2 separate regions of the Homo sapiens genome follow, and region 1 is linked to region 2. A link is a loop called in an ENCODE intact Hi-C map of the cell type or tissue named here. Cell type or tissue: OCI-LY7. All regions are shown on one strand. Region 1 overlaps DIP2C (disco interacting protein 2 homolog C). Region 2 overlaps DIP2C (disco interacting protein 2 homolog C).

Region 1 (5,000 bases), 140 kb before region 2:
GGACCTGTCATTTATCAAGGCAGTATGCTGGGCCGGATGCGGTATGAAATTATCCAGTTAGGTAAGCACTGTTAGAATTAACCCCCTTTTGCCTACCAGGAAATCGAGGATGGGGGCATTAACGCTGGGGAGCAAGGGAGTAAGGGCACACATGGAGGGGCTGAGGGCCTGGGCACTCTGAGCCTGTGGATCTGCGCCCAGGCTGCACGGGCACCGGAGATGCTGCTCTGGAGTGGGTGAGGGGCTCTGGGGAAAAGATGGAGCCTGACATGGGTAAGATTTGGATATTTTCAGAAGAGATTTTCAGCCTGGAATGAGGGTGTAAGTGACTGAATCGCGGTGGTGAGCCAGAAAGCCTGGCTGCACGAGCTCCTCTGTGGCGTGAGGGAGGAAGGCGTTGGGGGAAGGTGGCTGAGCAGAGGTGCTGGGTCATCAGGAGCTGCTCTGTGCTTGGAAAGGGAGGGAAGGGCAGCACCCTGCACTGGAAGAGCACAGAGACGTGGTTGCAGCTCTTCCTGACCAGGACAGGCACAAATGGTGCTGATGATACAACGCATGGACTCTGTCTTCAGAAAAAGATTGTGGAAAAGTCTTCTCCTGTCTTTTAAAACTTGGGCCCCTCATTTAAACTTGGTGGCCTCAGGTGAATGGTCAGGAACAGTTTCTGAGGATGATGCAGAGATTGTCTGCAGCCTCTGATTGTGCTCAGGTTTTCACAGATGGGGTGGGACATGGGCACTGGGCTGGAATGCTCTAACCTTCGATCTTCAATCGTCAGTACTGAAAGGAATGTGCGGGAACAAACTCACCTGTGCGCATATGTATCGTTTTCAAAGACGGACGAGCTTTTGGGAAATATCTAAAGATTTCAAGTTTTGAAGGAAGCTGAGATGACACTGGAAACATCAGGAATCTTGGCTGATGACCAGGTCCGTCACCGCGCACACAGTCCCTAACCTCGCACGCCTCTGATTGGACACAGCGGGTGACCGGGTCCCTAACCTCACACACCTCTGATAGTGCACAGCGAGTGACCAAGTCCGTAACCTCACGCCTCTGTGCATAGCGGGTGACCAGGTCCCTAACCTCAAAAGCTTCTGATTGGGCACAGCTGGTGACTAGGTCTGTAACCTCGCACAGCTCTGGTTGGACACAGCGGGTGACCAGGTCCCTAACCTTGAAAGCTTCTGATTGTGTGCAGCTGGTGACTAGGTCTGTAACCTCATACGTCTCTGATTGGACACAGCGGGTGACCAGGTCCGTAACCTCACGCCTCTGTGCACAGCGGGTGACCAGGTCCCTAACCTCAAAAGCTTCTGATTGGGCACAGCTGGTGACCAGGTCTGTAACGTCGCATGGCTCTGACTGCACAGTGGGTGACCAGGTCCCTAACCTCGCATACCTCTCATCGTGCACAGCGGGTGACCGGGTCTGTGACCTCACACCTCTTATCGTGCACAATGGGTGACCGGGTCCGTGACCTCACACCTCTTATCGTGCACAGTGGGTGACCAGGTCCTTGACCACACGCCTCTCGTCTTGCACAGTGGTTGACCGGGTCCATGCCCTCACACCTCTGATCATGCACAGTGGGTGACCAGGTCTGTGACCTCACACCTCTGTGCACAGTGTGTGACCATGTCCATAACCTCACACCTCTGATCATGCACAGCTGGCGGGTGCAGGACCCACTTCAGTGAGGGGCTCGTTTCCTGGGTGTGAGGTGGGAACGTTGCGTGGCTCGCTAAGCCCCTCCTCCGTGCTTTGGGGGCTCCAGGCTGTGGCCGGCAAATAGAATGTTGTCCCGGGAGGCCACTGTGTGTTGGGGGATAGGAGGCAGCTGCAGACTGCAGGAGTGCCCAGCCCCTTGGTGCAGGGTGGTGTAGGCATGCGTGTTGCTGGGAGTGCCTTCTGCATGTGAGTACTGGGGATTCTATTCTGGTACGTTGGCGTATCATTCAGCGTCCCCATCACATTTGAGATGAACTGTGCTCTGTGAGTGGCCCTGCCCTGGGTCATGACCACACGCTGGACTTGAGCTGTGGGAGCCACATGGACAGTTGAAAGCCTCAGACCCCAGGGCTACACACACTGAGATTTCCCAACTGCCTCTCCCCAGGCCTTGGGCTGATCCCCCTTGCTGCTGCTGTCCCAACCCCTGACATGGCACAGCTTCCCTCTCAGAAGATGTCATGCAGCTTGTCTGCTCTTCATAAATCTTATGCACATTTGGATGCCTTAGCTTCATGCAGAAGTCCTGCAAGCAGGAGAAAATGGAGCCTTGACTCTGGGCTGGTGGTCTCCAGGCATCTCTCTCCAGCTGCATCCCAGCAAGTCAAGGTTATTTAAATGTGTCTTCCGAAGGGTAACGAGCATGGGAAGCATGTCAATGCCATGCAGTGTGAGGTGGTTCTGGGAATAACAGTACCTAGCAGCACATACCAGCACTCCCTTGTGCTGCCAAATGTGACATCGTGTAGATGTCACAACCTCCTTTTGTCACCTGCGTTCCTAATCCCCTGGATTTCTCAGCTTCTTTACTTCTCCAGGAGAAAACCTGCCCCATTGTCCTGTTACCTCTGAAAGGGAGTTTTTACAGCAGGAGATGATGCTGTAGCTGTCAGTGTAGGCACATGCAGCATCCTACTGTTGTCAGGTGCGCCCAGAGGAAATATGGCTGGGCAGGTGGTCCCCATCTCCTGTGGTGTCAGGGGCACCCACAGGAAGCACAGCTGGGCAGGCAGCTCTGTCTCCCTGGTGTCAGGTGCACCCAGAGGAAATATAGCTGGGCAGGTGGTCCCCATCTCCTGTGGCGTCAGGGGCACCCACAGGAAGCACAGCTGGGCAGGTGGCTCCATCTCCCTGGTGTCAGGTGCCCACAGAGGGAATATAGCTGGGCAGGTGGTCCCCATCTCCTGTGGGGTCAGGGGCACCCACAGGAAGCACCGCTGGGCAGGCAGCTCCATCTCCCTGGTGTCAGGTGCACACAGGAATCACAGCTGGGCAGGTTGTTTATTGCCAGGAAGTACAGCTGGGGATCAGTCGAGAGCCTCAGGCAGGGGGTTAATAGATTGGAAAGGTTGAGAACCTTGGCTTGATCACTAACACACAAATTGTGGCAGTAGAAGGTGGAGATGCCCCTGTCCGTTCCTCAAATGTTTTGCTTTCTCCTGTTTCCTGAAGAGCGTCTTGTTGCCTCCTAAGATAGCTCCTGCGTGTATATCTGTATATCCTTGTAGAGGGACTAGAGACACTGCTGGGAAGTTAGTGACTCTGTGTTGATGAGGTGCCGGTTATTAGTCTGTTGCCTTAAAACATCAGCAATTGGAATTGCTCCTCGGAACATGACTGGACCCGTTGCCGTTTTCTGTACAGTTTTCTTTTGGGGAGATGCACACGGTTCCGGGAAGGGTGCTGGGCTGCAGTAATATGGGTGTGGACACAGGTCCCATCAGAATAGTATCCCTTGGAGGGCAGGGTGGGGATCCCGCGGGTTCACGGCGGTTTTGCTGAATGAATGAATGAATGAATGAACGAACCTAGCACTGAGAGTCACATGAGCTCATATGGAAACAGCTTGGAGTGTTGAGAAATGGAGATTGAAGAGCTCACCTCTTCTCTGAGTATGACGGGGTCAGCACCGCTGGAGCTGAGGGTTTGACATGCAATGAAAGCCGTGATGCAGCCATAGTGCGATTTGGTTTATATAGCTATTGCCTTCTGTTATGAAGCTGAAAAGAACCAGGTTAGCGGCCACCTGCTACTCAGGCCTTATGCTTTCTTAGGAAACAGTAAGATGTACTAAATTTTTAGTGTTAAAGTGACAGAACATGGGAACACGGGAAGCGTCTCATCTTGTCACTTGTGACTTGGACACGGAGCCCGTGGGTGCTTCTCTCCATGGTCAGACTTGGTCATGGAGCCGTGGGTGCTTCTCTGCATGGTCAGACTTGGTCACGGAGCCGTGGGTGCTTCTCTGCATGGTCATCTTGCAGCTTCTGAGTCCCATCCTCGCTCTCCCGGCCTAAGGTGGCTGTGCTAGGGATCACACCTGCAGGTCTGACGGCAACATTGTGTGCTGGGTTTCTCTCCCAGGACTTCCAGGTAGTTCGTGCCTGGAATAGTTCCATGGTAGCAGGGTATCAGCGGGTGGCCAGCCTCGGCACGCCTGCATGGATTTGCCGTCTCGGGGGTGGGAGCCCCATGGCAGACGGCTGTTTCCCTTGCGTGCCTCTTCCAGCGTGGCCTTTATTCTCCACAGGGCGTTGGAACTGATTTTTGCACAACAGTGATTTGACAGTGATTGATACGCTGTGGGTCTCCAGCCCAAGGAGATGGGGATAAATACTCTTTATTGCTCTTTCATGCTCTGGTTAGGAAGGCAGTTAGGTTGAAGGCTGCAGTTACCACCTGTGTGTGTCGTGAGATGAAGAGAGAGTATTTCCATGAAATCCTCTCAGGTTACAGAATTAGACCAGTTGTATCTATAACCCAGAAGTTGAAAGCAGTTGACTTTAAGTGTGATCAGGAATCTGGAATTTAATTTCTGAGTAAAATAATTACTGTGGAAATGAGTCTTTGGACTTGGAATTGAAATCAATGGTTGTAAATTTAGGGTAAGTCACAGTAATGGGTTTAGACAAAACGTCTGATGTAGGCGGCAGAGATTTTCAGGTGTATATAGAACCGTGATGAAAACCATAGGGGACAAAGGAGGATTGTCCTGTCCTGAAAGATGTAAAAATGCGGTTACAAATGCAGACCTCAGTGTGCATATAGAGGCCAGCAAACGTTAACTCGGTGTTTGGCACAGCAGAGGGGTAAGAGCCGAAGGAATATTGCTGGATGTTCTTCAAATGACTCTTCCCTCTCAGGGTGGAAGCTGTGGTTAGCACCCACTGGTTTTGGGTCTGTCAGTGACGACTCCTGGATGGTCAGGTGGTGCTCTCAGAGAAAGAGGCTAGGAACACTTCCATGGTTTTCCGCCAGCTTTAAGATAC
Region 2 (5,000 bases):
CAGGTGGGCCTCAGCAGGGACCCTCGCCCCATGGAGTCTCACAGAGGCAGACCCCTCATGCCCCTTCATGGTGAGCTGCGCTAGGGCCAGGCACTCCAGAAGCTGTCTCGCCTTTCTGTTCGGCCTGTTTGGCATAAAAGAAATGAAGGCAGCCCGTGGCTTCCCTCCTCCTCACTACTCCCTGATTCCCTGCGGACGCCCTCCAGCATCCCCGCAGCTCTGCCTCTGCCTGCAGCCCTCTAGCCCCTGTGTCCAGCCCACTCCCTGCCTCCCAGCTGTGGCCAGGCCCCCCTGGCTCCATTTCTTTAATATTTAATTTTCAAATAAATGGAACTGCATGGTGAAATCTTCAAAAGGTTCTGAAGGACACAATGAAAATGCTCCTTTGTGACTGTGAGAACAACCGCGGGCTTCCCAGGCCCCTGTCAGAGGCACCTGGGGCTGTGCAGCAGTGAGAGCAACCGCGGGCTTCCCGGGCCCCCGTCGGAGGCACCTGGGGCTGTGCAGCAGTGAGAGCAACCGCGGGCTTCCCGGGCCCCCGTCGGAGGCACCTGGGGCTGTGCAGCAGTGAGAGCAACCGCGGGCTTCCCGGGCCCCCGTCGGAGGCACCTGGGGCTGTGCAGCAGTGAGAGCAACCGCGGGCTTCCCGGGCCCCCGTCGGAGGCACCTGGGGCTGTGCAGCAGTGAGAGCAACCGCGGGCTTCCCGGGCCCCCGTCGGAGGCACCTGGGGCTGTGCGGCAGTGAGAGCAACCGCGGGCTTCCCGGGCCCCCGTCGGAGGCACCTGGGGCTGTGGAACAGAAGCCTGCACCCCCACCCCGTGTGTGTCCTCTGCCCTGGGTTCCGGGGTTTTCTCACGTCATGATGGAGTACTGCGTACATACGCATGTTTTATCCTGAGGGTCCTTTGTCAGCGCGTAACGAGCTCCGCGGTGTTCTCAAGGCAGCACAGTGCTACCTTGTGGGGGCACTAAGTTTATTTGAGCCCCCCCGTTTGGTGAATTTCCCTCTTTTGCTGCTGCAGTGAGTGACCCCCTCGTGTCTAATGGAAACAGTTCTAGAAGTGGGAGTTGTGTTTCAAAGAGAACTGCCGATGTGATTTTTGTGATTGTCTTTTCGAAGGTTGTGAAGCTGTACCCTGCCGAGCGGTAAGCAGCAGCACTTCTTTCTCCACTCCTTACCCACCGTGTTACCTGACTTTTGTTTTTACCAATCTGATGGGTGAAGAATCTTTCAGTGTAAATTTAATGTGAACTTTTTTTTTTTTTTTTTCTGAGACGGAGTCTCGCTGTCGCCCAGGCTGGAGTGCAGTGGCGCGATCTCGGTTCACCGCAGGCTCTGCCTCCCGGGTTCACGCCATTCTCCTGCCTCCGCCTCCCGAGGAGCTGGGACTACAGGCGCCCGCCACTGCGCCCGGCTACTTTTTTGTATTTTTAGTAGAGACGGGGTTTCACCATGTTAGCCAGGATGGTCTCGATCTCCTGACCTTGTGATCCGCCCGCCTCGGCCTCCCAAAGTACTGGGATTACAGGCGTGAGCCACCGCGTCCGGCCTTAATGTGAATCTTTCTTCCTGTGAGTTTAACTTATGTTTCCACTGTTCTGTACTCCAGCCCAGCGGGTGCCGGCTGTTTTAGGCTCTTTCTAAACAGCTCAGCTGTCACTAATGCACACTCCACCCTTCTGAAGCCTGAGGCTCTTGGCTCCCTAATCAGATTTGTGGATTGCAGTTGGGGGGTATGTAGGATGTTGTTGGGCAAAGCATGAAAGTGTTGGTGGCACAGACCAGTGAGAACTTATCAGCATTGAACCGTGTGCAAAGCGCTCCAGTGGTGTTCTCGGAAGGGCTCACCTTGCACGGAGTGTGAAATCGAAGATTCAGATTTCCATAAGACATTAGAGGCTTGATTTGCAGAGGTCAAGTTGCACCACGTTGCTGATGTCTGGTGTGGCAGGTGGTCCTGATGTTAGTTCTGAGGTTCCTCCCCATATCTAAATGGCAGATGATGTCACGCCCCTAAATACAACTTGCGCATTAACATTAAAGCAATTGAAATATTTATTGATGTTTCAACTATGAAATTTGACATGTTGCTGCAACAGGAAAACTCATGGCTCTTTAGGGAAAATGAGTGCCTGGCTGACTACCATCCGTGCAGTTTTGCTCCAGACCCCATTCCTGTTCACTGGTGTCGTTCATATTCGCGTCTTCCCTGTTTCCTTTATTCTCCCCACCTGCCCCCTCTCACACTGCATGTGCTTTCCTGTTTGCTTTTAGCCATCATGTGTTCAGTGAAGCCAGACGGGGTTCCTCAGCTGTGCAGAACGGATGAGATCGGGGAGCTGTGTGTGTGTGCAGTTGCGACGGGCACGTCCTACTATGGCCTCTCTGGCATGACCAAGAACACCTTTGAGGTAGGTGGAGGAGAGTCTTACCATGGGCACCATCTGTGGCTCCGTCTCCAAAGAGCCCTTGCCAGGTGCATAGTGATAGACGTGGAATGTAAGATCCATTTTAGCAAGACGTGTTTATATGAATGAAAACGATGGCACTTTACCACTTTTTATCGCTTTTGATAAATTTGTTTTATCAGCATTGTTCTGACCTTATAACCAGTGTTTAAAAGAATAAGCATGCTTTAAAAAGGATCCTTTTTGTTACTTTTCTCACTTTTACTGTGAAAAGTGGATCATTATTGAACGTGCACTTGTGTGCGTGAAGGGCCTTGCCTGGGGAAGCCAAGTGGAGCCCCTTTACAGCCCCTTGGCCTGGGCTACACGTGGCCAGGTACGAACCCTCGCCTGGGGAAGCCAACTAGAGCCCCTTTACGGCTCCTCGGCCTGGGCTAGATGTGGCCAGGTATGAACCTGTGAGAACTCGAGCACACGTGTATGTAACGATCTCAGTGGCACAAGCAAGTATGCATGTGGTGTACACAGATGCGTGTGTAATGTGCGTGCATGGGGCGTGTGCACAGATGTGCTGTGTAATGAAGGGCTCAGACACACGTTCAGTGCTGCAACTCAGAACTCTTATCTTTTTACCAAGTAGGTCCTGGCCTTAGAAGTAGCACAACATTTAAGTTATATGTAAGAAAATATAAATTGTTTGGGGATACATTTCCTAAATGTTTAGAACTTTTGGTTGTTGTTGAGACAGGGTCTTGCTCTGTCACTCAGGCTGGAGGGCAGTGGCACGTTCACAGCTCACTGCAGCTTCAAACTCCTGGGCTCAAGCCATCTTCCTGCCTCAGCCTCCGAGTCACTGGGAGTACAGGCGTGTGCCACCACACCTGAATAATTAAAAAAAAAATTCTTGTGTACATATGGGGTCTCATGCTGTTGTCCAGGCTGATCTCAAACTCCTGGCCTCAAGCAATCCTCCCATCTTAGCCTCCTAAAGTGCCGGGATTACAGGCATGAGCCACTGTTGCTGGTCTAAATGTTGAGAACTTTGGATGTGGCTGAACAGATGTTACAGTACCTGTCTATGATAGCTTTCTTGAGTGTGAATTCAACTTTCTAAAATATCCCTCGAAACTGAGCTGGATACAAATCTAAATAAAAACTCCATCTCCGTTTCTCTGGTTTATCTGCAAGGGTGGAGGAAAAAAGAGGGTTAGAGTTTGAACTGATCTGATTTGCTTCCTTAATATTTTTCTTTTCAGCATACTTCCAACAAGGGCAAATAACATTTTATGAATGAAGAGAGATTACTTTAAAACTAACAGACGTTGTTTAAAATGTACCTTGACTCTTCACTCGTCTTTTACATTGTGGTTTTGTAAACCAAGTAATCAGTTACTGCTGATTGGCCTCCTGTGAGACTTCTGGGTGTTATCTGTTCAGGGTTCAGAGGCAGGAGGCTCCAGCAGGTGAGTGGAGGTGCAGGAACGGATGGGGTCCTGCTGAGGTGGGCAGGAAGTGCTTTTCTGCCTCGAAGACTGTTGGCCACCAGCGGTCACTGTGACCTCGGCCCTAGGGCAGGGTTGCTGGGGTGAAAGGCAGAGCTTAAGCAAAGCAGGTGCCGTGCTCCCAGGAGTAGCGGCGAGGATTAAAACCAGCTGACCACATGAACAGTGGCCTGATGGATGCTGTTTCCCCCAGGTGTTTCCCATGACAAGCTCCGGGGCTCCGATCAGTGAATACCCATTCATAAGGACAGGCTTGCTGGGGTTCGTGGGTCCCGGAGGCCTCGTCTTCGTGGTGGGCAAGATGGATGGCCTCATGGTGGTCAGCGGGCGCAGGCACAACGCCGACGACATCGTGGCCACTGCGCTGGCCGTAGAACCCATGAAGTTTGTCTACCGGGGAAGGTCAGTGGCGTTCTGCAAATCAAGCATATGGTTTCCGGTCGGCCATATTTTTTATGTGGTTTTGAAGGGTTGAAAGTTGCACAGTTTCCTTAAATGTATTGTGTCTCCGTTTCCTCTTCCATGTTATTGAAGCAACTGGACTCTGACCTCTGAGATTTAATCCAGTTCTGAATGTCCAAGATTTTATAGAAATTCCCTGAGCTCCATAAATATATTTCCATTGAACTTCCCCTCTAAGTATAATAGAAATATGCATTAGAAAACTTATTTCTGATAAATAACTGCACAAATTAAAGATCCAGATATCCATCGTGGAGCGGGTTGGAGAGACCCAAGGACAATGGTTCAGTCACAGACTTGTGTGAGTGCAGACGCTCGCCACCTCCCCGCTCTACCAGTTTTCTTCTCCCTGCCTTGCCTGGTGCACAGTGGAGGCTCCGTGATGAAATAAGTTGCCACGGTTCCTGAGTTTTTGCCAATCTGGAGGAAGTCATAAAGTGTTTTAGAGCCTTTTTTCAGTTTGGAAGCTGATGGGAGCAGGAAGTAGATACCTGGATATGATGTTGCTGCCTTTGAATTATCTTTACAGCTACAATCTCTTTTACTGGAGGTGACTGTGCTGTGCTGACAGTATAAGGCACATACACTTAGCAGAAAATCACTAGTTCTGAAACGGCAAATTTCTA

Evidence for each region. Peaks named below come from ENCODE experiments on the same cell type or tissue, not always from the same donor. Only the 100,000 strongest peaks of a DNase experiment are listed, where the experiment ranks them.
Region 1: it touches region 2 in a loop (10-fold over the local background); 2 of 110 quality-filtered maps call a loop at or near these places.

The regions. Positions count from the first base shown.
Region 1 is chr10:503,509-508,508 of GRCh38, reverse strand. The region is part of intron 1 of DIP2C (disco interacting protein 2 homolog C); the gene reads left to right. Among named protein-coding and RNA genes, the nearest start is that of DIP2C-AS2, 120 kb to the left of the region's middle. RefSeq lists an enhancer at 973-1,552. In OCI-LY7, no CTCF peak of the experiment used is centred here; a DNase peak (open chromatin) is centred at 2,768; H3K27ac peaks cover 1,714 bases.
Region 2 is chr10:363,688-368,687 of GRCh38, reverse strand. DIP2C (disco interacting protein 2 homolog C) reads left to right here. Exons shown (of 37, transcript NM_014974.3): 19 at 2,277-2,413; 20 at 4,106-4,314. Among named protein-coding and RNA genes, the nearest start is that of ZMYND11, 230 kb to the right of the region's middle. RefSeq lists an enhancer at 3,693-4,892. In OCI-LY7, no CTCF peak of the experiment used is centred here; DNase peaks (open chromatin) are centred at 405, 827 and 2,327; H3K4me3 peaks cover 780 bases; H3K27ac peaks cover 2,533 bases.